Regions from separate parts of the Mus musculus genome. Here region 1 is linked to region 2. Evidence: chromatin loops called from intact Hi-C (ENCODE). Cell type or tissue: left cerebral cortex. All regions are shown on one strand. Links, peaks and the distances in the headings refer to the core of each region. The heading gives the core; the rest is flanking DNA.

Region 1 (11,179 bases), core at 1,602-9,601, 51 kb before region 2:
CTTTGCTTATTCACAGAGGACACAAAAATGACAAGCAAAAGTCCTAATTATCCAAACTAACTAGGAGAGTTTAATCTTTTCCCTTCAAACACAAATATGGAAGAGAGGGAGGGAAGAATAAATGAACAAACAAACCCCAAATGTCATTTATCTCTACTCAACGTTGGATTACCCTGGATTGGAGAGTCACTTAAAAACTATTGTTTGGGGGTCTGGGAGGGCTCCAGAATGGAAAACAGGGCTTATGCCTAGCCCCACTTATTGGCCGTAAGGATCATAAGCATGGCTGAAGGCAGTCTCCTTCCAAGGCTGCAGAAAGCCACTTTCCCTCCTGTAGCAGCGTCTCTGCCCTGGCTCTTACTCCTGCCCACTGAGACGGGAGCCCTTTCTCCATTCCTTTGCAATTTCTAGCAAATGTTCTGGAAAGGCAAATGGAACAAAAATCTTGCCTCACAGAGACACTTAGTACAAATCTATCCAACTGAAGTGCTGTCTTCAGCAGTTGGAGTATTCTTTCCTCGTCTCTAAAACTGAATTTGGGTGAATGAAATGGGTTCCAACCTCTTTAAGACTTCAGGGTGACTCCTGTGGCTTACCATGGGGCAACCCATCTGAATGAGAACCAAAAAGAAACTTTTTCTAGACAGAGATGATTCTCACGCTATTGGACTCAAGAGTACGTTATCAGTGAGATCTGGGGATAATAAGCATCGAACAATTAACAGAAGGGCCAACCAAATAGGATAGGAGATTTATCCTATATAGGAGATTTAATCGATAGAAGCTAGATGTGGAAAAACATAGAGGAACTCACTATCCAACCTGTCCAAATGATAGGGCACCCCTCCAACAGGCCAAACAAAATCCCCTCAACTCTCTGCTCGCCGAGGCCAGAGGCGGCTGTGAAGCAGACCTGTCTATGTTTACTGGCGAGCCTCGCTTCTTTGACAGCGCCTGAAGACTGCCAAGAGACTATCTCAAGTGAACCAAGCAGGAATCCCATAATCCTTTCTCTTCTCCATCAAGTGGAAAGAAAAAAAAATGGCTACACTCCTTCATAATTGCCAAACCAAAACATCTAAAAGAATCAAGACCAGATAGATTTATTTATTTATTTATTTATTTATAAAACTGGAACACATCTTCACAACTTTGTGTTCAAGGGGACTTATTTTAAGCCAACAGGTGACCATAAGCTGAAACCACACCTCTGAAATGGCAAAGAACCCAAGACTGGATAGTACTGGGCCTAAGGGGAACATCCACTATTATCCTGCTCCTAAGCTTATATTGCTATGCCCTAACTAACCTAGAGACCACAGCATGTAGACACTGAGAGGCCCGCCAGCATGCTTGGAGACAGCGTCCCAGTGTAGCCCTGGCTGGCCTGCAGCTTGCTAGGTAGAACAACATGGAACTTGAACTCAAGAGATCTGCTTGCCTCTACCTCCTGAGTGCTGCTGGCATTCAGGGTGTGTATCCCCACACCTAGCTGGAGCATCCAGCCCTGAATGGGATGTCATCATCAAACCCCTCCCCCTCCAGGCCCAGGGAGCTTCAGGGAAGGGGAGGTAGGGGGTCAGGGATGACTCCAAGGAAGCTCTGTCTTCCAGATATAACAGGACTGATGTACATATGAACTCAGACTGCGGCAGCATGCACGAGTTCAAGCCAGACGAGGGTCCAGTACTAAGAGTGGGAAGGGGACATGGGTGGTTCTACCCACCCAACTCCAACCAGGAAGTGATTTTCGATTTTTATCTGCTGGCAAAGGGAAAAAAAATCTGCTTTTTCCAATGAGGTGTTCAGGAGTAGTTGGCTAACGCAAAAATAAATAAATAAATAACCCCACAACCATGTGTTTTAGAGGGCTTTTTATCTTGTTTTGGCTTTTTAAAAATCTTGTTGGTTTGCTACTCCAACATTTTGGAGTTGTTTGTCTTGCTTGTTTGTTTTGAGAGTGAGGAGGCAGTAGGGGAGGCAAAGCATGATCAAACTGTATTAGACTGAAAAAAATTTTTTTGTTTTTGTTTTTTGGTTTGTTTGTTTTTTGAGAGAGGGTTCTCTGTGACTGAAAAAATTTTAAATAAAAAACCAAAAAGGATGAAACCATTTAAAGAGACTAGAGCACAATAAAAATTCTCCTCTATTCCCTCATCTATTAACCCCTAAGCCTAGGTTTACTCAGGCCAAGCCTTAAATAAATCTTCAATGAAGTCAAGTGGGCACATATGCGACTTTTCTTGGTAAAAACAAGGTCTGGGGCTGGAGAGATGGCTAAGTATTTAAGAGCACTGACTGCTCTTCCAGAGGTTTTGAGTTCAATTCCCAGCTACCACATGGTGGCTCATAACCATCTGTAGCAAGATCGGATGCCCTCTTCAGGTGTGTCTGAAGATAGTAACAGTGTATTCATACATATAAATAAATAAATTCATTAAAAAAAAAGGTTTGTCACTACATCAGTAACAAACAGAGCAAACACAAATGGTCTCAAAGCACCACTGATATCTACTATCCCTAAGACAGGTGGTAACTGACGAGTGTATAACGACACATCATGGACTATCTATTCAGCTATAAAAAGGACAACGTCTTACCATTTAAACGTGAGCAGACCTGAAGCACATTATATAAGACAGCTATACAGTCTCACCAGTACATGCAATATAGAATGTTGGTTTCAACAGACGCTGACTGAGCATTGCTACTGGAGGTCAGGACGGGGCTTAGTCAAAGGGTTTTAATTACAGCTGGAGGGGAGAAATACTCTGGGTGACAGGCTGACAAAGCATGAGGATAACATGCTAAGTATTTCAATAAAAGCTTCTTAAAGATCTTGAATGTTTTTTGAAAAGAATATTTAAGAGGCTAGATACTCTTTCCCTGATTTGAACATCACAATTCGAGGATGTGGAAACATTTATTTACCAGGTGCCTCTTAACGTGTACAACTTTTATGTCAATTTAAAAAAATGACAGCAATAATATGCATTAAAAGAAATGTCAAACACTTCTATCTACTCTCATAAACAACTCAATACAACGCTTGCCAATTCCAAAGAAGAGGCTGGCACAAAATGTGCATTTCTATCCCAAGTAAGACCTTCTTTTCCAATTAGGACATGGGAAACTAAAAAAAAGTACAATCTGTATTATTTTAAAAACCAATTTAGTTAATTTTTTATTTACTTAGAATTCAAAGTTTGCTAAAAATAGACAGTACACAGTAGTAAGTGTCACTAAAACCAGAAGTACTGCAAAGAAAAGATCTATTTCAGAGTTAAACTCAAAGGTCTGTGTTGTAAAATATTTGGTCTTTGTTATTCTCTCAACACTCAATTTGGAAAGAGAAACATGCTCCAGTTTGGGTAATTAACCAGTAACATAAGTCAAATAATGAATTCTGCTACCTCCTAAATACATCTGAACAGATTACCAAGTCTTTCAAAGCAATTTCAAAGCGGCACTGCAGCCTTGCAGGAGCTGAGACACAGGAAATGCATGTTGACACGTGCAGCTCGGGCAGCTTCCAGGCGGCTGCATAGAGGAGCTCACAGAGGAGCTGCAGCCAGTCCTTGGAGCAGGACTAGACAGCGCCCAAACCAAAATGTTTAAGGCTGCTCAGAAACAAAGATGTGAGGAAGGAAATAGCAGAGAGGAGTTACAAAAGCCTTGCTCTTTTGTCAAGTATGCAATTATAGAAAAAAAAAAAAAGTCTTCCTGGAAGTCTACATATAAGAATGCCAGCCCTTTCCCTCTCTGCCGTTTAAGAGTCCTACTCTACTCCTCCAATAACACCTCTGAAACAAGTCTGAAACACTCCTTAGATGCCGCCACCTCTGGGTTAGCAGGATGGCTCAGCAGGGAAGGGCACTTACTGTGGGGCCTGACCACACCATCAACCCCCAGAGCCTGCCCACACAGTGGAAGGGGCAGTGACTTCTCAGAGTCCCACAACTGTGCTTGAACCTGTGCATACAATAAGTACCAGATGTAATAAAATGTTTTCTAAAATGCCATTGCTGTCCAAGAGTGACTGCCAACAGTGACGGGCAATCCCACTCAGATGACCAATCAGACCTCTTCTTACATAACAATGAACTAGACTGAGCAGTATCTTGTACCTAAGCCACACGAGCAAACAGACTAAGGGAGGGACCTACACTGTGGCCTAACCACACTATTACCTGCTGCTGAGATTAATAGCTACTTCTTACATGAAGACTCCAGGAGGCCACTGTCCCCAAAACACTCCCCTCACCCCCCAAAAATGATCACTTCTCAAACACACCTCCTCCCAGGTTTAAGTCAAGGGTGTGAGAGCTTGTTACCTGTCAAGTGAATGCAGGAGAGAGACTGCCTCAAGTTTCCTTTTCATTTGCCAACCTTGGAAAGAGGCACCAGGTGTAAGACAGGAAGCAAAGAACCAGGAGGCATCCTCCAGCCAGTGACCTTTTGGCTACTCAGTGATTCAACTGAGAACACAAGACTCTTTAAATGCTACGATCATAGAATTAAGAAATTAGAGAAGGCCCTTTCTAAGTAACCCAACCAAGAGAGGAAAGAGGGTGGCAAACGTGCTTTGTGTTCTGCAGAGCAGACTCCAGCTGCCCAATAAGTGATAGTTCCAGAGAGAGAATCCTGAAATGCTGAAGATGAAACAATGCTAACACCAAGCCAGAGCGCCAAGGCACTAACTCAATCTGTTTGCTCTGTGGAAGCCCAGTAGGCATGGGGGTGGGGTGGGAGATGGGGTGGGGGCACACACTAAGAGCTACTCCACTTTAAACAATATACCACAAGTAATGCCTTCTCTGCAGCTTTTCTCTAAATCAATAAACAAGTCAACTGATATGCTAGGGTAGCAGGATACATCTTACATTTTGATGGTTCACTCACAGCCAGACTTATAACTACTAAACTGCTAAGATCACATTATCTTTCAAGCTAAATTCACCTTTCCACACTGGCTTTTTAGCAGTCTCTTGCATTCTATCACTGTCTATCTTTCTGCAGTCCATGCCTCTGCTTTCTGGTCTTTAATCTATGTATAGGAATAGCACGATGCTCAGGCTCTAAAAACCTTTAGACAGGACTGACAGTGCCACTCTGCAGGTCCACTGAGGAGAAAGAACAGTTGCTAACTTGCTCTGACCTACAGAGATGTGGACAGTGGTCTGGTTGGAGATTCCACTTGAATACATGGTACTATGACCTCCTCCCAGAAGCTAAGAAAGCAAACTCAGCTCAGACCAACTGAAGAGGGGACTCAGTGGAGAGTCAACCTAGGCTGAGGCTAGGACAGGACCCAGTTGGTAAACATAGCTGGAACTGAAGAAATAAATATTTAGTAGGTCCATAAACTGACAACACTTAGGAACAGAAAAGCCAGTTGTTTTGAAATTTCACTGTTTTGGTGTTCTGGGTGCCTATTTTCTTGTAGTAGGTGTCAGTGTGTATTTGTATGTATGTGTGTGTGTGTGTGTGTATATACACATATACATGTATATATATGGTTGAATAACTTGATGCGAAAGCCACAAAGTGAGTTTTTCTGTTTTGAAGGAGCAGGAAGAAATGTTCCTGCTTGTGGAGCCCCAGCTGCTGACATTGCGCCAGCATACAGCCTCTCACTCACGCCGCACACTCAGGTTCTGGACCATCCCTGCCCACTCCAAATACGCAGCCAAAAGGAGCAGTCTTCCTGGTCCTACTGAAACTGCTGGTTTAGCCATTGAATTTTGAAGTGCTTTGTCATTCAGCAAGAACTGTACTGGTCACCTCTTCTTCTTCTTCTTCTTTTTTTGAAATATATTTACATGGTAAAACATTCAAAGAAAGGCTTGACTTTTATAAGGGTCTCCTTAAACATCACCTCAGCGTACTGCCCCAGAAGTCAGCAAGCAGCTCTTCTTGTTCAACAGTCACGTGCCGCAAACAATTAGACTCTATAACAAGTCACAGCTGAGGAGGAGCCTGCCCTGTGTGGACATCTGGAACACGCTGCTTGCATACAGACAAAGGAGATACAGTGAGGGCAGTGCGTTTGACATGGCTGACCCTGCAGAAACTACAGGTGTAAACTAAAGAGCTCCAAAGCAGACAGGTCTTCTCTACAGACACAGTGACCGTCTTGTCCTGAGTGGATGCAGGGCGGAACTGGCTGAAATGTAGGCCTTTTGGTTCAGTGGCATGTAAAATTCTCCTTGAGGTAAGAGATTCCAGTGCTACCTCAGTCAAAACTGTTAGAGATATTTCCATCTTCTCAATCACTTTGTAACTTAAGAAAAATCTATCAAAGAAACTTGACTTTCCCGTACATGAGAAAGGCTGGATACAAAATGGTGCCATGGATTGCCGACACTCAAACTTCCAAGCCTTAGTCCTCCCATCTTCCCCTAAGCTCTGAGTAGGGTCTAAGTTCTCAAGTGCAGCACTTAAAACCATGACAGAGCATTAGACATTTTTCATTTCCCAATCCATAAATTAAGGCTTTGTAGAGAGGTCAGATGACATCTCTAGACGTGTGACACTGCCCCTCCATATGCAGATTCTACGTACTGTACCTCTTGCACGCAGCGTCACTGCCGTCCCCAGCCTCCGAGCTATCGCTCTCTCCTCCAACAGCAACTAGTCCTAGACAGACTAACTCTAAAACCTATGCCCGGCCCTATGTGAATTCAGGATAGCTTCTTCTCAGCATATAACATCACTTGTGAGCTTGGCCTGCGGGGGTCTTTAAGGGAGTGATTTTAAAATGGGGTAAGCAAAGGGCCAGTGAGATCACACATCAGGGAGAAACACTTGACACAGGCTTGACAACCTGAGTGCATCCTTAGAACACATAATGAAAGGAGGACCAATTGGCACACACGTGCGCAAACACACACACACACACACGAGAGAGAGAGAGAGAGAGAGAGAGAGAGAGAGAGAGAGAAAGTGAGAGAGAGAATGAATTATAAACTTGTATGAATCACAGACCGATCAGTGTAAAAAGCTTCCTTGTCCTGAACAGTGCATGGTGAAAGGCATTTGGTTCCCACACTCCTTCAGGTCATTTCTGAGGATCCTGAATTTGGGCAGACATCTTGGAGGAGGTCTGCCTTGAATGGAAGCTGCTCGCTCAGAGATGAGAACCTTCTGTCTAGGTCACTTGTCTTTCCCCGGTGCTCAGCAGTCAGTCAAGCAGAGAAGAACCCTTGAATACTACTTTACACTACTGGCAGGCCCTGACTGTCTTGCTATGAAACACAGAGTGAGTGTGGAAGGAAGTCAGCCACTCCTGTGTCCTCTGATCTCTACACTCACACATCACATCTCTCTCTCTCTCTCTCTCTCTCTCTCTCTCACTCACTCACTTAGTAACTAACTGTCTAAGGTTTGGACCTGTGACATAGCATGCTTTATCTTTCTCTCTCAGTTAACTTAATAACTAATTGTTTAAAGTTCAGGCCTGTGAGATAGCTCGCTCACTCATACATACACTCACATCCTTTCTCTCCCCCTCTCAATATCTATCTGTCTATCTGTCTGTCTATGCTCTCTCTATGTACATTAGGTGATTTAATACTGTTTAAGGTATTGTTTAAGGGCTTGTGAGATAGTCCAGCCAGTTAGCGCATTTGGCCTCTGAACCTGACCACCTGAATTTGACCCCAGTTCCCTTATAGTGAACAGAGGGAACTGACTCTTGCAAATTGTCATCTATGCATGTGCTGGACCATGTACACACAAACGAACAGTAAATAAGCAAAATGTAATACACTTTAAACAACAACAAAAAAATGCCAATTATGCAAGCTGGGTGTGGTCTAGCACATCTTTGATCCTAGAGGCAGAGGCAGGTGGATCTGCGTTTGAGGCCGGCCTGGTCTATGTAGTGAGTTCCAGTGACCACCAAACAAACAGAAAGGCTATGGCTCAGGCTGGAGTTTGAGTGACAATACAATAAAGAACTGAAAACAGTCTGCCTTCAACAGTCTCAAGTATCAGTTCTCAAGGATTTCTCCAAAATATCCAAATCCTGTAAAACTATGGCACCGTAAACGCCTTACACTCTTCTCTGAGCGCTCACCTCAACCCAGGAGCCAGCTCTGCACATTTCCAAGGAACAAAGGGCACAATGGAGCTTTCCCTCTTTGTCATTTGTCCCAAACATTGATTATCTAAAGAATCCTTGGGGTTCCAGTAAAATCTACTAAAACACAGCCAACAATCCGGGCTTTATATCCTCTGAGGTAATTTACACTTGGGGCTGCATTTTAAGGCATCATGTCATCACAACACAACCACTTTATAAAAGCTGCCTTGAGGAAAGCCACCTACAACTGACTTAAGGCTTCCTGATTTCACTACCATTGAAAGAGTTCAGTCAGCCCCACTCAGTCTCCTAACCATGGGGAAGCGGGGTACAAAGCAAGATGTCTTGGGGAGAGGAGTCTTGGTTTCTTCACCGGGTTCTGAGATAAAATGTCCTGAGACAAAAGGAACTTGGTGGAGAAAGAGTTTATTGAGGTAAATGTTTTCAGGTTACAGTCCATCACTGGAGGAAGTCAGAGGTAAGAGTTTGAGAACGTGGCTTACGAATAGTCACATTTTGTTAATGCTTTCATATCCAGCCTTTTCCTTTATAACAAACTTCCATCAATGTCCACAGTACTTTGTGACACAGTCGGGACTATCATCACTGAGGAGAAAGCCATTCAAACCCTACCATGCAGCCTTGGGACCTCTCCCTCATTCTCTGAGACATTCCCAGTGGAGAGGTGATAGGAACATGATAATGTCTGTTATCAGAACCCTCCATGTAATCCCCTACACACTTGTCTGATATGTAAGTCTCCAGGGGCTTGTTTTTCTTAGTTTGAAGCACACTCACAATAGGTTAGAACCTGAAATGAGAGAGCCCGTCACCATCTGGATTACGTAACCATGGCCTGCCTCTATCAGGTCTCTGTCTAAATGTAAATAGCTACTCTGAGCCAATAGGACGCCACAGACCTGCATTCTAAAGGCCAGAGAGATGGTCAGCAGCTAAAAGTTCTTGCTGAGCAAGCCTTGTGCATCTCTATGGGGCCCTTTTCTGGATAGTGTGAAAGCGCCTCTCTCAATGACATGAACGCCATCCCCAGCTAAGAGCCCTTTCTTTCAGAGGTAGTAGAGGTATGCTATAACATCTTCACTAAGAAAGTTAAAGAGCAGGCTGGCAGGCGTGTGAGGGACCCATTCCCAAAATGCTCTGCTCTCAACTCCAGAGTCAGGTTCTAGGTTTCAATTTGTAGTGAGTTTTTCTCTGTTTCAAATCACAAGCTGGCAGAGCGAGGTTAAAGTCAACTATAACACGCTCTCTGCAGAATCAAGACTGAAGGGAAGAATCAGGAGGCTGCACTGGGGACAAATGGAAGCCGAGCTACAGAGAGAGGGCAGGCACGCTGCTGTAAACCCTGCTCACTTTAGCCTGGTGGTGGTGATCTTGTTGAGCTTGAGTGTCGGGTATGGTAACAAATGGGTTTGGCACTGTGGGACTTCTTGGTTTAGTTTTGGAAGTGTTCACAAACAATACTTATTTCTATATTCCTGATATATTATTTGGAAGAAGGAACAAAACTAATGAAATCACCAGGCATGGTGGCTCACTATTTCATTAGTCCCAGTACTCTGGAGGCCGAGGCAAGTGAATGTTGGTGAGTCAAGGCTGGCCTGGTCTACATATGAAGTTCCAAACCTGCCAGGGTTTCATCGTGAGACCCTGTCTCAAACAAACAAACAAACAAACAAACAAACAAACAAACAAGACTAACAAAAGCAGCCCGCCTTCCCTGCTGTTACAGAGGGGAAGTGAGCGCAGACCACTCAGACTTACCTGCTAATCCTTACTTGCCCCATCTCTAGAGCTTTCACTCCTAACTGCACCACTTCAAGTACAGCACAAGGACTAGCAGCTTAGGTAGGACCTTGGAGCTAGTCTAGATATGACTATCTTTATGAGCCATCTACAAAGGTATTTTAGTATTTAAAGAACAGTTAGGGTAATTTTAAGAGTGCCACTAAAATGACTTTCCTATGCTAATTAAAAACCCTACCTTAAAAAGTGATGTTGCTACGCACATTACTGTAACATATGCTACATGCCCAACACATTCCTGCATTAAGTTGTATTATGCTCACCGGTAAGTCCTCTTCTCAAGGGTGCGTCCTACCGCTGAGCATAGTGAGTCTGTCTCTGTAGTCTCAGCACTTGGAAGGTGAGTCAAGAGAACACCTTACCGGCCTAAGACACACCTATCACAAAAAAAACCGAAATAAAACCCTCCCCCACCCCTCCAGGCAGGCTTCCTCTGGCTATCCTTGAACTCAGAGCTTCCTCTGACTCTGCCTCTCAAGTGCTGGAAAAAGCTGTGCACCACCATCACCAGCAACAAAATTCTTCTTCATTAACTAAAACACACTCTGCAAAAGAATCTTAAGCTTGACTTCAGTACTTATTGTGTGTGCGCGCACACACACACACACACACACACACACACACTCTCACGGTTAGCTGTGCATGCCATCACACATGGAGGTGTGTGGAACTGCTTCTCTTCTTCCATGTCACACAGTTTCTAGGGACCAAACTTGTCACAAGGCTTGCTCAGCAACAACTTTACCTGCTGACAAGACAATCTCTCTGGCCCTTAAATACATTAAAAGTAAATGCAAAGTTCTTCGTAAGATATATGCAGATAGATAAAGGGGCAAACTGCTTAATTTATCAAGTCATGCTCCATCATTTCTACTGGAGATCAAACATCACCATAAACAAAATAAACCATAATCACAAACGAAAGCAAACAAAATATACTAACAGCAATAAACCTCCAGTGAGTAGCACTGTGAAAAACAAACGGAACCTTTCTGGCTGGGAACACAGCTCCCAGATGAAGTCGAGCCTCGAATTCCATCCCAGCAGTGCAAGTCTGCAACCCCTAAACCGTATGCAAAGTCAGCCTAGTGAGGGAGGGAGTCATATGTGCGTCTCCAACTGACAAGCACTATTTCTGTCTATCAAGAGACCGGGTATCCCCTCCAAGAAGCCAGCCACTGTGACCCACACTGTGTGGGCACAACACGGAGCCTCAGCACAGCACTTTAGATGAGGAGCATAACATCACTTTTTATTGAGGTTTAATTT
Region 2 (11,179 bases), core at 1,127-9,126:
GGTGGCACAATGCCTTTCCTAGATAACTAGGCTATCAAATAAGTTGCCAGGTACCAACTACCTCACATCAAATTGTTGTCAGCAGGGTTCCATTAATGCCCCTTTCCCTACAACAATGAGACTACAGCTCTTGCCATTGCTTTTAACTACCATCCAGAACTTGACAGTAAGACTCTATTGCTAAAGCCACTACATATCTAGGTCACAGGATATGAAGAAATCAAACCAGACACTTCATTCCTACTGGCTAGCTTCAGTGCTGGAAGGTTCTATGCACACACACCATTAGGAGAGAAAGGTCTTATACATCCATACCTAGCTGTGAATCCTGAAAGCTAAAGCAATGACCAGCCTGGCAAGCAGTAGCATGAATAGTACTGGGGCAGCTAATCACTTTCTAACTGGATTTAAAGCCTGCTTCTCAAAATGGAACTCCTGCCTGGTACTACTTAGTGGGCCAACCCCGTGGCCGCCTAGGCTACGTAGCCTCTAGGAAAGACTCTGGTATTACCATGCTAAACGAACATACTAATGAACTGTCCTCTAAGTTATCTTAATAACCGTAGATTCGCTCATCTCTCAACACTCACCACAATAGCTTCTCTTCTCAGAAGAGGGGACAGGCAGTAGCCAGCTACAGCAAAATGGCTATTTGCTGGGCATGACAGAACCACTGTACACATGAACTCATAGTGGCTATGACTGCATGCGTAAGACCAACACAAGGTCAGCTGAAACCCCATCATGGTTGTGGGAGGGGCTCATCAAGTCCCACTCTTAGCTGAGAGGGTACTGACAGCCTTCCTGCAAGGGGAAGGAGAATCAGTTTTCTTCAAGGATGAGAGGTCTTAAGGCGCTACCAATGCTGGAGTGGACAGTCCTACACCCAGGCACATACAGACAGCATTGAGTAGACAAAGTGCCTTTACCACCACAGCACATGAAGGGGGCAGAGGAAGTACTGGGGAAATAGGGAGGGAATGAGAGGTAGATTTGATTTATCAAAACCTACATATACAAAGTGCAACTAAAAAACAATAAACATGGATGGTCCTTCCCGCTGAGAAAAAGTTCATAGGTGAAGAAAATAACATTCTTATACGTTCCAGATTTGGTGTCTCTTTTCAGTTGGGGGTGGTAGGGTGAGCTTGCTATCTATGGTGTTCCTGTTAGTGGGGTTAAGTACATGACTCCAATTTCTGAAATGGTTTATTATTTAACAAGTAAGATACACACCCTCAGCTAGCTCATCCTTTCTTCATCTCCCTGTCCCTATGTAGTTAGTATATTGCCGTTCTGAGGGTTCTGACTGACTAGTAAAATGGTTTTAAGGCAATTTGTGACCAGGAAGAGAAAAAGCAACAGACACTAGAAATGGGCTGGAGAGGTGGCTCAGAGGTTACAAGCACTTACTGCTCTTGTAGAGGACCAAGGTTGGCTTAGCAGTACCTACATCATGGCTCACAATCATTTATAACTCTAGTTCCAGGGGACCCAACACCTCTTCTGGACTCCATGGCTGCATACACACAGGTGGCACACTTACAGTAAGGTAACCATTTTAAAAATAATAAACTAGAAGTAGGAAAGATACCATAAAGTCCTCCAACCCACCTCAGAAGGGGTCTCTTAATTCAATGGTCTGTGTGTACAATATAGTAGCCATCCTCCCAATCAGATTTCTGTGGCTATACTTAAAGCACTGAATTGAAGACTAAAGACAAATTTAAAGATAAAGAAAATATACTAGCACTATCATTTGATTGATTAAAAAAGAAATTTCTCCCCAAATGAACAAGTATCTGACCGTTTTAAATAAATAATTTTGTTGTTGCTGAAGCAAAGTCTCAAGTAGCCCAGGGCATGTATGGCCAAGAGTGACCTTAAACGTCTTACCCTCCTGCCTCGACTTCCCACAGGCTAGGATCACCAGCATTCACTTGGCACAGAGGAATAAAACCCAGGACATCCTGCATGCTAGCTAGGCAAGCACACTACCAACTACTAGCCCTAAAACATTCTTTTAGGTAGTCTATCAAAACAATAAACAAGAGTCAACTCAAAACCACTACTTAAAAAAAGAAAAAAGAAAAAAGAAAAAAGTGCTACTTCCCAAGCTTCAGAAAGTTTTCTGTGTGTGTGTGTGTGGGGGGGGGGGGGGTGTCGGAAGGTGGCACCGGTCATGGAAATGAGGTTTCATTGTTTACAAACACTGGGCTGTTTAAAAGAGCCTGGGTTTTCCAGTGTTAAGTACCGCTTTATGTCTTACTTATGACCATTGTAGCCAAAATCAAACTAAAATTAGGAGACCAGAGTGACGGCTCAGTCAGGAAGCATTTGCCTCAGATGCTTGAGAGCCTGAGTTCTGGTTTCAGGCACCGACACACAAGCCTGTATGCATTACAGGGGGCAGATCCCCGGAGTTCATCTCAAACCGAGTCTGACCAAATCTGTCACAGTAAGAGACCCAGAAACTAAGAATGAGACCCGCTAGACCCCCAACACATATGCATGCATACCAGTTGACAAATGTGTGCTCGCACTATCAATTTAAGATAAATGTTACTTAGATACCATGTCCAAAAACAAGAAAAAGACAACACTTCTTTAAACATTGAAAGGTTTTGTTTTTTTCTTTCATTTTCTTGTCTTTTGTTTGCTCTTGTTTTTGTCTCAAGAGCTCATGTAGCCCGAAGTAGCCCAGGACAGACATCTTTGGGATGCCGTTTAACTTACAATCCTCCAGCCTCCAATTCCAACGTTTTATAATAATTCTCCATAATGTTTAACCTGTGTATACAAGTATACAAGTATACAAGTCATTTCCCTGTATATCTATCTATGCTACAACTGATGGCATGGACCACAACGCCCTGTTGATTATACAGTGTCAGGGAGTGAACCCTGCATGTTAGGAAACCATCCTACCATTGAACTACATCCCACTTTCTAAAAATAAATTTTGGACACTAACAGCTTCCCAGTTACTATGTCCTTCAAATTCTCAGGCAAGCCCTTAAGAAGACCACCATGAAGCACAGTTAATTAATAATTCTCAATAGCTGATTACAGGAAATAAAGCCTACCCCAAAGCTGTCACTCCTTAATACTCAAACAGTCAAGCTCTGGTTGCTTTGCACTGTAGGATTTCAAGTGTAAGTCATGATACAGTTTCTTCCTTTATGAATTCTCAGACCTGAGAGTGAAACTTAGCTTTAACAAGTCTCAGAACTCATTCTTATGAAACGTTAACCAGAAGCCTAGTTATGAGTTACAACCGTTCAGGTTTCTTCTTAAAATACCCCTTTACTCAAACTGAAAACACACTTGCCGTGGTTCAGCTTACGCCGACAGACTTTACTGTCAAGCATCTATCTACTCCTCTGAAAACACAGTGACCTGCTCCCTAGTCCAAAGCTCACTTGCTGTTCAGGCAATGGCTGGCTGGGTCTTCACTTCTCCAAAGCCTGAGCTTCTAGGTTCTTGGTGCCAAGGAGAAAAACAATTTAATACATAAATCATTAAACTCACATTATTAAGAAATCAGAAGAATGGAGTAAAATAACTAAAAAGATATTGTGACATAACCTATTTTTCTAAGAACTAATTTTAAAAATCAAGTTATAGTTCTCAAGAGCATCTTCACAATGCCGCCTGAAAGGCAAAACCAAAAACTCCCGCAAACATCACCTTATTCTTAAAGCAAGGCACGGCTATAAACTGAGAACAGGAAAGAATGGGTTAACTACACACTGTGCTTTGGGTGCCCAAAACGTTTAAGAGGTTTTCTGTTTTGTTGTTTTGTTTTCAATAGCAAATGCTTTATGTAACAGTTGAAGCTCCCACGATCAAGTAAAGCACTGGAGTACTTAAAAGTCACTGTTAAGTAAAATTGGATTTTAAAGTCAATCACTATCTTGTGAATTAGAATTTGAAAAATAGGTATTTTGCATTTTGGAACACTTGGTAATATTGCACGTAAGGGTAAGGTCTTGTATGTATCTTTAAAACTCACTGTGGGAAAAATAAAACCACCCCTCTGGCTCTTTCTGCAAGAACTTTCGTCTGAGGTGAGTAAGTTGACCTTTTAGAGACTTTAACCACAGGGATGACAGAGTATGTGAAACCACCTTGCTATTACAATCATGCCGTGAAGGCTAATCTCTGCTCTGCTGCACAGCCAAGGCCAGGAGGGGGAAAAAACTGGATATTCTTAAGACATATGTCCCACCTGTGATTCTGAGAAACTGTCAGCCACAGGTGGCCACACCTCGAGAGGGACTTCTAGGTAAGATTCTCTCCTCCCCAAAGGCCCCAGCCCTTATACCACCCCAACCTCCACTGGTAGGGATGCCACAGTCCACACTGAGTCACCTGTCCTCTCCCTCCCACCGGAAAGGTAAACAAAGGCCTTAAACACCTAATTTATAAGTCTCCAATCCTCCTTCGAGGCAAAAAGGTCTTCCGTAATTCCCCAAGTGAGCACTTAAGACTTCCACCAAATACTCACTTCAGGGCTCCCAGACTTGCCCGGTCGTGGGTAGCTGCATGCTTTACGGTAAATCACTCCCCAACACTCACGCATAATCTGGTCACACACAGCAGCCTCTCGGCTTTCAATTAAATGCATACCTCCCCAAGCCAGCCCAACTGTGGAAGCCTTTCTCTGAGTGCAAAAAGTGTGGCCTCCCAGCCTGGAGGCACTGGCCCTTTAAAGGTTCTAGCTTCCTGTACACCCGGTCCCTCCCTCCTCGCCTGCTCCCGCCCCGGCCAAGGGTCACACTTGAACTTTAGATTGCCCAGAGCCTAAAAGCCTTGGCCACCCACTTGCGCGCGTCCGAAACCGTACCCAGTGAGTGGGAACGCTCGACCACCTGCTCAGTGCCCAGGCCACTTTGGTTAAAACCAAATTTGCCCCGGCCTCCGCAACTTTCTGCAACCGCTGGCCCGCACACGGCTCAGCCAGCTGCGCGTTTGGCTATCCCAAAAGCTGCGGGAGCCCCGCGCCTGCGTGCGCGCGCGTGGGGGTGGGGGATGTCTCCAGTGCGCCCCGCACCTCCGCGGTCGGGTCCCGGGGAAACCTTGGCGGCCGAGGGTCGGGAGAGTGGGTGCGCGTGTGGGTGGAGGAGTCGCCCGACCCCCTCGCAGGAGGTCTGGAGTGTCAAATGGAGAGGGACCTTGGAAGCGAACCCCTCGCTCCAACAACTAAGCTAACTTTCACGCCTGCTCTGCCATTTCACTTAAGTTCCCAAACGAGCCCTGCCCGGGTCTCTCTAGAAGTCCCTCGCCTGCACCTGGTCCAAATTTGGCTCTGGGTCTCCGGGAAGCCCCCGCCACACCTGCCATTTCTCGCCCCGCTCTCTCCGTGCGCCCATCATTTCCGGGCCCCGAACACCCACACTGCCGACCCTCCGCCGGCCCCAACACATCCCCACCCCACCCCCCAGGGCCGCCCAGAGGCCGTTCACCTTCCAGCCCGCCGAGCTGTTGCTGTCGCCCTTATCCTTGAAGTAGGGCACGCTCTTCACCATCCACTCGTAGATCTGCGACAGGGTGAGCCTCTTCTCGGCTGAGCTCTCGATGGCCTTGGTGATGAGGTCGGCGTACGACAGGTTGCCCCACGCGTTGCGGCGCGACGAGCTGGTCTTGCGCGGCTGTCCCGCGAGTGGCCCCGCGGCGGCGGCAGCGGAGGGAGGCACGGGTGGGGGCTGCGACAGCGGCCCGGTCGGTGGGGGCTGTGGCGGCGCTGGGTGCACGCAGCCCGCCTCGGGGCCCTGGAAGTCCCCGCACAGGCCCCTGCTGGCCGCAGCCGCCGCCGCCACGGCCACGCAGCCTGGCGCCCGCGCGAAGTCCTCACTCTCCTCCAGCAGGCTCAGGTTGCTCATAAAGTCGGTGCTGACAGCGGACGCCGAGGCCAGGCTCGCCGCGGCGTCGGGGTTGGCGGCCGCGCCGCCCGACGGCGCCGGACTGGAGGTGGTCGAGTTGGACTGGTTAAACTCCGGCCTGGGCAGCGGCCAGGTACAGGAGCGCTGCCGGGGCAGCGGCTCGAAGTCCGGGTCGGTCTCCACCACCTGGGGCGCTTCGGCCATGGTGCCCCCGCCCCTCCCCCACCAGCAGAGAAGTACCGGGAGACGCGGCCACCGGGGGCGCGGAGCGGGCGACCCGAGTGTCGCTCCGAGATTGGGGGGCCGCGGACGGCGGACGCACGCCGGAGTCAGGCGCGGCGGGGCGCAGCGGACGGACGCGCCCAGAACTTAACTTCGCTGGGTCACCGGTGTCTAAGGAGCCTCCGAGTTCGTGCCTAGGACGGGGCACCGACCAGGCCGCGGAGCCCGGCAGCTCGGGCACCGCGCTCCCGCTGACAAGGGCCGCGGACGCCAAGGCAGACGGGCGGACGCTGCGGGCCGCTCTAGCTCTCCGCGGCCGCGCGACAGCGGCGCTGCTGCCTGTTGAATGTGGCGGCGGCGGGGACTGAAGCGACTCCGCAGACTCCCGTCTTACGGGATCTGCAGCGGGCTCCCCGCCCGCGGCGGCGCGCGCGCCGCCCCGCCCCTGACTGACAGGCTGCGCGGCCAATGGACGCGCGAAGTCTCCGCCGAAGCAGCCAATGAACGCGGGCCTGGGCGGGCGCTGCCTTCCCTCGGGAGGCGGCAGTAGGTTGGTGGGGGGCGGTGGGGTATTTTTCTTTCTCACACACTTTTTTTTTTTTTTCCAATCTCCGTTATTATTTTCTGTAATTCTCAAGTGTTTCTGAGTCTCTGGCGTCTCAGCGATCGGATTGCTAGGAGGCAAACCGGCGTGGAGGCGGCTACCATACTTTTGTTTACTACAGAGTGCAATCGAGTACTCCAGGCAGAGCCCAGACCCTGACTCCCGGGATGGCGCGGGGCCGCTGCGCGCTCCCGGACGCGACGTGGGCGGTGGGGCGCCTCGTGGATTCCACTCAAGCCCGCTCCGCCCACGCGTCTTCGCGCAGCTCTCGGGAAGTCGGTGGGGTTTGTTTTGGAGGAATGTTTTCTTAAGCTGGCATCTGCCCTGGCCGCCCCAGGCGCGCAGATCCTTCGGTGAAGACCCGTCGCTCTGCGGCTCCGGAGTAACCGCTTCCCACCCTACCTGTGCACACCTGCAAGACGAGCCTCTGCGGCTCGGTCCAGCCCCCAGCCTCCACTCATCCTGAACCCCAGAGAGGTGCGGCGCGGGGAGAACACTGTTGCACAAGCACCTAGCTCCAGTAGCGCCTCAGATCCGACGTCTTCTATGGGAACCGCTTTTCTGCCACGGGAATCTCACTTTTTCCTGAGGACCGGTGTGGTGGCTAAAGAGTCAGAGGAGCGCTTAGAGACAACTTTGTCACTTTATTACCCCTAATTAAGTTTAACTGCTTGCTTATTTCTTTTTTATTTAGCATGGAAGCGATGAGGTGTTGAAGTCGCAAAAGGAGATAAGCCCCAAGTGTTGGGGCACAGCTCCGCCCCTCAGTTCTTTAAACTCACAGAGTGAGCTCCCAGACCCGCGTATCTAACACACGTCCGGCGGAGCCAAAGGTAGAAAGACAGTGGTTCTTTTTGCCTTACAGAATAGAAGAAAATGTTCCCTCGCTTGATCCTCTGATTTGCTTTCTTTTTTAAAAAAAAAGAAATATGGGTGGCATTTTCTTTTATTGGCTAGGATGCTTTAGAATTGAAGATGCATATTAGGGCTTTAAATATGTCCAAAAACGCAGCTCCAAATGTCTTGTTGCGGTTGTACTTCGCTCTTCTTTCTTACGTGGAGTTTTTCTATGTAAAATGAGACTCCAAAAGAAAACCAGCCTTCTTACTCCTTCCACTTTGTCTCTAACGTCTCGCTAATCCAGGCCCCTATTCCCCTATTCATAATCCCTTTTTCTGAAACGGCTGCCTACTGATAAAAGTTTTGAGTGGCGATCCTGAACCAGAGGTGCCGAGGACAGTTTGGTTAACTGTCTCTTCACCTTGACTACAAAATTTGGCTTTGACAACCGCTGGGAGACTCGAGTAAATGGATGAGCCTAAGCAGGACCACAAAGAACAACCCTCTGGTGCTCCTTTGTAATCACACTCTGCCGAGGTGGGCCCACAGTCAGACAGCCGCACCCTACAAATAGGCGGAGCACTAGAGGACCATTCTTGGCGATGAAATCCAGCTGTGAATTTGGCCTTCGCCTCATTTCTGTTTCGGTTTCTCAGGGACTGTTGCGATGAGAGCATTTGGTTAAAGGAGTTTTCCTAAAGCTTTCCCCAGATCTTCAAATTCTCTAAGGCCACTGTCCCCAACTGTTTCTATAAGTGTCATAGTATAGGCTAGTGATACAGCCAAGGCTTAACAAGAGTGGGACCCTAAGCTCAATGCTAAGACCAAAAAAGAAAAGAGTCAGAGAATCTGCACAATCAATGCCCCCAATACAAAGGTTTGTATAACAGATGCACCTTAAACGGTTCATAGAGGTGATTATTCGTGGTGTGTGAAGTCAGTTTACTGAAGCGTGGGACGTCACTGAGCATCTTACTGGTTCCCTGCCTTTGCCTGGTACAAACTATTCTGTAAAGAACGACCATTCACACCCTTAACAAGTATGGAGACATGTGCAAAAATCGGAGTCTCTGGGAAAGCAGGCACGAAGTGCTTTGGGAATTTTGAAAGATACAGCCTTTGATAGAAGTTATGTCAGGTTAAACATTCTTTTCTGATAGCCCTATAAAAATGTTAAGGTTGGAAGTAAATGTGGAGGGTCTCTTTGGCCTCCTTTAATTGCTAGATAGTAAAACATGACACTTCTTGCTTCCCATCAATATTATCAATGCAGAAAGTATAAGCATCCTATAATACCAGTGTATCTATCAGTAGATGTCGTAGATGGTATGTCTTCTTCCTGCTAACCATGCATCGTGGTAATTCTAGTCATGTGAAGTCCACCAAGATGAGTGAAGTCTTCACTTACAAGATTAAGAAAACCGGACTAGGGACTTTGTCAGATGGTATCGTGTCTGCTGAGCATACACCGTGCCCTGGCTTCTAGCATAAACAGGAAAGATAGCCCTTCAGATGTGGAGGCAGGAAGATCAGGAGTTTAGGGTGCATTCCAAACTAGCCTGGGCTACAGGAGGTCCTACCCCCACCCCTACCCCCCAAAAAAAGAGAAAGAGAAAAGGAGGATTAAAAAAGCAAATTAGATACTTTCATAAAAGGCGTTTTAGTGGAAAATGTAAACAAGCCAGGTGTGGTGGCACAGCCATTAAACCAAGCCCTCAGGGAGGCAGAGGCAGGCAGAGCTCTTTGAGTTCCACGGCCAGCCTGTTTCACACAGTGAGTCTCATGCCAGCTAAGGTTGTCTAGTGAGACCTTGTCTCAAAACCAAACAAGTGTTTTAGCTGGAACTAAAGGCCTGGAGTCCCAGAAACTCACAAAGCAGAAGCCAGAGAATCTCAAGTTTTAGGATTCCTGGGCCATAGAATGAGTTCAAGTCCGGTTGGAGTAACACTTAATCAGACCCCGTCTCAAAATAAAAAGAGGGCTGGAATGTAGTCTCACAGTAGAGACGTCCATCTGAGGCCCTAGGTCTAATCCCCAGTACTGTGAGGGGAAACGTGGACATACTAAGTGGATAACATGCAGTTACTGGGCTGTGGTTATAGCTCAGTGGTATGTGTGCTTGGTGACTCCTGTATGAGAGACACCCTGGCTTTAATCCCTAGAACTGAAATGAAATAAAAACACTGGAGATGATATTCCCCAATGCTGCTGGTGATACAACAGTGAACAATTGGGAAAGCTCTCCGGTCACTTAAGGGTGCTATCATTTTAACACAGCCCTCATGTTTCCGACTAGAGATAGGGAAGTTAAATGCTTGAGTCAAGTTTTGTGAAGTTAGTAGGGCTGGGTACAAAAAGATTTCTCCTTGTTCAGGCCAAAATGTTGCTTTCCATTCTGCCGACTGTGGATACCACTTTTAGTGCCTGAACGTTTTGAGACCATCTGATGAAATTTAACCTGTTTTAAATAGCAGGTCCTTGGACTATTTTTAAAATAAGCCAATTCTGAGCTCCAAACTTCATGGGCACTATCATTTCAATTGTGAGTGTGTGTGTGTGTGTGTGTGTGTGTGTGTGTGTGTGTGTGTGACATTGAGGACTCAGTATGGCCATAAAATTAATAGAGAGCGAAGTGTCACGAGTCTCAACCTTGCGTTCATTGTGAAACACAATGTGTTTTCACTATCTTATTTCTGTTTCTTGTCATATTAAAGCTCCTCCCAAAGAGCAGGACATGTGTATTAACTAAGAGAACGCTGCCATGCAGAACACAGATGGTCGTGCATTTTTGGCAGAGAGGAAGTTTTAATGAGGCATTTTAGTTGGAAAGCTAGTGTTCGTGAATGCTCAAATTACAAAGTAAGGAATCAATTGCTGTTTTATAATATCAGCTCGTTTTCTTGTTCTTCTAATCTAAGCACCCCATTTCCGTAGTGTTCAATCCAGGCAAGGGGTTCAAATGTGATGGCAAACAAATGGCCAACAGAGTCCAGGATAATAACAAAGAAATGATCGGCTGAAGAAGAGGCTACTAGCATGTCTGTCTGTCTGTATGTCTGTACACACGTATGAGCAAGCATAACAGGAAGTGTGTGGAGGCCAGAGGATAGCTTTCTTGATTCTGCTGCCTCATTCCAGCTTGTGGACCCTGGAGATCACATTCAGTTCCTCAGGGTTGGTGGCAGGAACCTCACCTCACTACAGCTGTGTTGCTACTGGGCCATCTGCTTACATTTTCTAGTAACTAGCCATACTGCTTGCCGTTTGTTGAATTAAATCAATGAATGGATGAATACATAAATAGAGGTAATGGCTGTGTGGTTAAGAGTGCATGTGTTTTTCTATAATGTGCAGACTACCTGTGTCAGAGACGACGTGAAAACAGGAGACAAGAGATTATCAAATTTCAGGGCCCAGAGGAATGGCTCGGAGGTTAAGAGAACTGAGTGATCTGGCATAAGGCCTCGAGGTAGCCCACGACTAGTCTAGTTTCAGGGGATCGGACGTCCCCTTCTGGCCCCTGCAGGTATACTACACATGAACTGCCACAGGCAAACACCCATATACATTTAAATGTTTTTAGAGAGAGGAAGAGATTATTACATATCAGATTTGACTGACTCAGAAG

What was found. Peaks named below come from ENCODE experiments on the same cell type or tissue, not always from the same donor. Only the 100,000 strongest peaks of a DNase experiment are listed, where the experiment ranks them.
Region 1: a loop joins it to region 2, with 2.2 times the contacts of the local background. A loop is called at or near these places in 5 of 42 quality-filtered maps.

The regions. Positions count from the first base shown.
Region 1 is chr3:52,315,527-52,326,705 of GRCm38, reverse strand. All of the region lies in intron 1 of Foxo1 (forkhead box O1), which reads right to left. Among named protein-coding and RNA genes, the nearest start is that of Foxo1, 53 kb to the right of the region's middle. In left cerebral cortex, for the core only: no CTCF peak of the experiment used is centred there; a DNase peak (open chromatin) is centred at 5,629.
Region 2 is chr3:52,263,712-52,274,890 of GRCm38, reverse strand. Foxo1 (forkhead box O1) reads right to left here and starts at 6,554. Exons shown (of 3, transcript NM_019739.3): 1 at 5,469-6,554. The coding sequence starts at 6,089. In left cerebral cortex, for the core only: a CTCF peak has its summit at 6,448; DNase peaks (open chromatin) are centred at 5,655, 6,141, 6,621, 6,875 and 1 more place; H3K4me3 peaks cover 4,787 bases; H3K27ac peaks cover 2,054 bases.